Linked DNA regions of Homo sapiens: region 2 is linked to region 1. A link is an interaction called in ENCODE POLR2A ChIA-PET data of the cell type or tissue named here. Cell type or tissue: Panc1. All regions are shown on one strand. Each heading gives the region's core, and the rest is flanking DNA. Links, peaks and the distances in the headings are about the cores only. Region 1 has its middle 4.3 kb from the start of ZHX3. Region 2 overlaps ZHX3 (zinc fingers and homeoboxes 3).

The links. ChIA-PET counts read pairs that join two places held together with the same protein. Peaks named below come from ENCODE experiments on the same cell type or tissue, not always from the same donor. Only the 100,000 strongest peaks of a DNase experiment are listed, where the experiment ranks them.
Region 2: POLR2A ChIA-PET joins it to region 1 with 5 read pairs; 5 of 35 experiments call an interaction of 5 or more read pairs at or near these places.

Annotation. Positions count from the first base shown.
Region 1 is chr20:41,320,589-41,323,394 of GRCh38, reverse strand. No RefSeq gene overlaps it. Among named protein-coding and RNA genes, the nearest start is that of ZHX3, 4.3 kb to the right of the region's middle. In Panc1, for the core only: no CTCF peak of the experiment used is centred there; a DNase peak (open chromatin) is centred at 1,537.
Region 2 is chr20:41,213,487-41,216,292 of GRCh38, reverse strand. The region is part of intron 2 of ZHX3 (zinc fingers and homeoboxes 3); the gene reads left to right. Among named protein-coding and RNA genes, the nearest start is that of MIR6871, 46 kb to the right of the region's middle. In Panc1, for the core only: no CTCF peak of the experiment used is centred there; no DNase peak of the experiment used is centred there.

The DNA of each region.
Region 1 (2,806 bases), core at 106-2,605:
ATTGTGAAACACTGTCTCTACTAAAAATACAAAAATTAGCCAGGCATGGTGGCACACACCTGTAATTCCAGCTACTCGGGAGGCTGAGGCAGGAGAATTGTTTGAACCCGGGAGGTGGACGTTACAGTGAGCTGAGATCACTCCACTGCACTCCAGCCTGGGCGTTGGAATGAGACCCTGTTTCAAAAAAAGAAAAAAAGGAAAAAGAAAAAAAGCTTACAGAACAAAAATATGAAGAAAGAAAATGTACAGCTGTACAGTGGGTTTGTGTTTTAAGTTCAGTGTTATTTCCCAACTACTTGGGGAGCTGAGATGGGAGGATTGCTTGAGCCTGGGAGGTTGAGGCTGCAGTGAGCTGAGATTGTACCACTGCACTCCAGCCCAGGTGACATAGCGAGATGGTCTCAAGAAAAAAAAAAAGCTAAGTGTTATTACAAAACAGTCAAAAAGTTAAAAATATTTAAAAGTACAATAAGCTAAAAAAGTTAAAGTAAGCTAAAGATAATTATTAAAGAAAATCTTTTTTTACCTATTTATTTTCCTTTCCTTTTTTTTTTTTTAAGAGATGGGCTCTCCATCTGTCACCCAGGCTAGTGTGCAGTGCCATGATCGTAGGTCACTGCAGCCTCAAACTCCTGGGCTCAAGTGATTCTCCAACCTTAGCCTCCTGAGTAGCTGAGACTATGGGCATGTGCCACTACACCCAGCTAATTTTTACATTTTTTTGTAGAGATGGGGGGTCTCACTGTATTGCCCAGTTTGTCTCAAACTCCTGCCCTCAAGCAATCCTCCCACCACGGCCTTCCGAAGTGTTGGGATTACAGGTATGAGCCACTGTGCCTAGCCAAATAAAAGCATTTAAAAACTAAATTTAGTGTAAGTATGGCCGGGCATAGTGGTTCACTCCTGTAATTCCAGCACTATGGAAGACCGAGGCAGGCAGATCACTTGAGGCCAGGAGTCTGAGACCAGTCTGGGCAACATATTGAGACGCTGTCTCTACTAAAAATATAAAAAATTAGCTTGGCATGGTGGTGCACACCTGTGATCCCAGCTCCTAGGGAGACTGAGGCACGAGAATTGCTTAAACCCAGGAGGCAGAGGTTGCAGTGAGCCGAGATGGCGCCATTGCACTCCAGCCTCAGCAACAGAGCGAGACTCTGTCTCAAGAAAAAAAATTTAGCAGTAAGTGTATAGTGTGTATACAGTCTACAGTGGCATACAGTAATTTACTAGGTCTGCACATTCCCTCACAACTCCCTCACTGACTCACCCAGAGCAACTTCCAGTCCTGCAAGCTCCATTCATAAGTGCCCTGTACAAGTGTACCATTTTAAAATATTTTATACCCTACTTTTACTGTACCTTTTCTATGTTTAGATATGTTTAGATACACAGATGTATACCACCGTGTTATAACTGCCTACAATATTCAGTACTGTAACATGCTGTACAGGTTTGTAACCGAGGAGCAATAGGTTATACCATATAGCCTCAGTATGGTAGGCTTTACCGTCTAAGTTGTGTAAGTACACTGCATGATGTTTGCACAATGAAGCAATAACCTAATCACACATTTCTCAGAACATATCCCTGTCATTAAGCAATGTGTGACTGTACTTCTACTCACATTTTATTGACCAAAGAAAGTCACATGGCTATTCACAAATCCAAGCTATTGTAAGGAAGTACAATCCTATCATGTGCCTACAGAGGTCTTATGGAGAGCATCCCAGTTTTTGTCCCCTTTTTTGCTGGGAAAAAAACAGCTTTCAGGCCAGGCATGGTGGCTCATGCCTGTAATCCCAGCACTTTGGGAGGCCAAGGCTGGTGGATTGCCTGAGGTCAGGAGTTCGAGACCAGCCTGGCCAACATGGCAAAACCCCATCTCTACTAAAAATACAAAAGTTAGCCAGGCGTGGTGGTGCACGCCTGTAATCCCAGCTACTTGAGATGTTGAGGCAGGAGAATCACTTGAACCTGGGAGGCAGAGGTTGCAGTGAGCCAAGACCATGTCATTGCACTCCAGCCTGGGTGACAGAGCAAGACACAGTCTCAAAACAAAACAACAAAAAAAAAACAACTTTTTTTTTTATTGCCACTTAAAAAAGGCCTCCCTACTATGCAGAAATCAAGAACTCAACAATTGTTTCCTGTGTCACTACCAAATGTTTCCCAGGGGTTTTGCCACTATGTGGAACCAGCAGTTCTGTGAGGGACTTCTTTCAAGATACCGCCTCAGCTAGAAACAATTTCCCTTTTCCTGGTAATTGGCCATTTCTTGATTCACAGAGGTGGCTTCCTGGTGAACTTCATGCCTGTAAGCTGGCATGACTGTTCTGGAGGAGAGTACCTACCACAAGTTGGGTCAGTTAGAGCCTTTTCTACATGATTTTGTGATTAGAATGATTAGGGAGTTTTAGTCTCTGGGTAGTTGGAATTGTATCTCATACTTGGGAGAGGTTGGTAGACACATTTCCCATTGTATTATTAATACCTGGAGGCAGAGAAAACAAGTTTGCTGGAGTCATACTGGCTCCCCTTACTCTGCTTCCAGCCCATCCAAAATCCCAGCTAATTATTTCCCTTGGCCTCTGTGAGATCCATCCCACCCAAAGCCTAAAGATAAAGTCCCCTTTTATTTTCCTTGAATTGGTCTGATGGGTTTCTGGTCCTTGCAGCCAGCAAACTTCAGATAGTTCTTTGCCTCTGGACCCTGGCACAAAAAGTTCACAGGTGTAGCCCATTCCAATAAAACAGAGGTCAGGTGGTAACTATTGCATTAACTATACTAGCAGTTTCCTTA
Region 2 (2,806 bases), core at 172-2,671, 110 kb after region 1:
AAGTAAAAAGGATAAATTTCAAAGTAAGTCTTTGTTGCTAGCACTAAATAGTGGAATGCTACCTATGAATTTTTATTTTGGAATGGGTTGAGGTTTATTTATGGTCTGTTATACATCACGAGTAACTTTTAAATGTGTTTCATGGTGTAGAATGTGAAGTCAATTACTATAGAATACTCAAGACTATATTCATGTCTGTCAGATCAACCTCATAGTAGTCACATTCTTTACATCTTTTTTCTTTGTCCACTTGATCTTTAGAATATTATCTTAAAATCTCCCACTATAGTTATGTTTCTGTAATTCTGTCAACTTCTACCATTATTTCCTTTTTTTTTTTTTTTGGACAGTCTCGCTCTGTCGCCCAGGCTGGAGTGCAGTGGCGCCATCTCTGCTCACTGCAAGCTCCGCCTCCTGGGTTCACTCCATTCTCCTGCCTCAGCCTCCTGAGTGGCTGGGACTACAGGCGCCCGCCATAATGCCCAGCTAATTTTTTTGTATTTTTTTTTTTTTTTTTTTTTTAGTAGAGACGTGGTTTCACCGTGTTAGCCAGGATGGTCTCGATCTCCTGACCTTGTGATCCACCCTCCTTGGCCTCCCAAAGTGCTGGGATTACAGGCGTGAGCCACCGCGCCTGGCCTATTTCCGTTTTTAATGATAAATACTGGGTGATATGTTCAAGAGGGCTGCAGGCTGACTATCATAACGCTTGGAAGAGTCTGTCAAGAGTTACTTTCTAAGTATTTGAATTCCTTCATTGAATTCTTACTGTTCTTCCAATTCATTCCTCAGAATTTTTTAAAGTTCCTAATTCAGTCTATAATTTAAAGATAAACACTTTAAGATTTTTATCTAAAAAACTCACATATGTATACTGCAGTGCTGAAATATAGTGGCTATTAACTATAGCTTTGCTAATTTAGTGAATTGAGCAATTACCAATTCCCAAAGACAGATTTTTAAAAAAAGTTATGCACTTTTGTTTTTATTTTTCCATTTATTTATTTTTATTTTTATTTGTATTTATTTATTTTTTGAGACGGAGCCTTACTCTGTGTCCCAGGCTGGAGTGCAGTGGTGCGATCTTGGCTCACTGCAATCTCTGCCTCCTGGGTTCAAGTGATTCTCCTGCCTCAGCTTCCCGATAGCTGGGATTATAGCCACACATCACCACACCTGGCTAATTTATTGTGTTTTTAGTAGAGACGGGGTTTCACCATGTTGTTGGCCAGGCTGGTCTCAAACTCCTGACCTCAAGTGATCCACTCGTTTCGGCCTTCCAAGTGCTGGGATTATAGGTGTGAGCCACTGCTCTGGCCCCATTTAAAGATCCATTTACAAGGCAGAAGGTTTCAAGATGGGGCATGTAAAGGATTGTACAAAAATGACAAAATGCAAACATCACCTGGCCTTTCCTTCTGAATCTCTTTTGGCCGCACCTTACATTTCTATCAGCTCACTTCACTAGGGCTTGACTTAGACAATAGCATGTTTCCACATGGTAGTGCCTCATTTATCAGACATGCTCCATGAGTGTCTTTTGGATGAATGATTTTCTAGATAATTAGAACTTTGCTGTTTAAGCACCATTTTTAACCCCTTTAAAAATACATAACAAATAAACCCAAGCTTACCTAAATGGGTAATGTTGCTAAAAACAGCCACCTTAGTAAGCATCCAGGTGGTGGGGATATGGGTGTTCACTGTCAATCTCTTTCAACTTTGCCATTTGTTTGAACTTTTTCTTAATAAATGCTGGAGGAAAATATTACTTCAAGAGGTCTGTAGCCCTTATTGCAACAATCTGGAGGTTTCTCAGAGAGCTCACTGTGTGGAGTGGTTGAAGTTGCAGGCTCTGGAGCGAGACTGCTTGGGTTCTTATTCAGCTTCTGTCGTCTCCCAGTTGTGTGCGCTCCAGGCAGTCACTGCACTTTTCTGAGCCTTGTCCTTCTTGTCTGTAAAATGAGAATAATTATAGTGCCTTTTCTTGGGTTTATTATGAGTGAAATGAGGGGATGTGTATAAAAGCACTTCCAACAATATGAAACACTCAGTAAACACTGGCTGTGGCTGCCACTGCTGCCACTACTGCTTTTTTGTAATTGCTTATAGTCAATGGTCCATCTACCCAGAACATGGTTAGCAGTGGTACCCTTCTTAGTCATTTATTCGAATGATAATTTAGGGCTAATTTGAGACTTAATTTTTCTTTTTTTAAGAGACAAGGTCATGCTCTGTCATCCTGGCTGGAGTGCAGTGGCATGATCCTTGCTTACTGTAACTCTGAACTCTTGGGCTCAGGTGATCCTCCCACCTCAGCCTCCTGAGTAGCTGAGACTACAGGCACACACCATTGTTCCTGACTAATTTTTTACAATTTCTATGTTGCCCAGGCTAATCCCGAACTCCTGGCCTCAAATGATCTTCCTACCTTGGCTTCCCAAAGTGCTGGGATTACAGACGTGAGCTGCTGTGCCTGGCCAAGACTTAATTTTGAATGACATTGGGACTATTGCCAAAAATCAAATCCATCTTCATGTTGTCCACTTCTCAGCCTTAGTAAGTAAAATACCAGGAACACTATATACCTTTTCCTCAGTGAATCCCAGTCCCCATTACAAATAGCAGTTCTGGCCCTGTGCCTGGAGTGCTTGTGTTGTGTTGCTAGGGCTCTGCAGTTAGCTTCTCCTGAGTTCTGCTGCCTGGCCTTCTGGTGTGCTCATGCTCTTTTTCCTTTGTGTTGTTGCTACTTCCAGGTAGTAGGTCTGCATCTCTCTTCCCTCTCCTCTGGCAAACCTGATGTTCA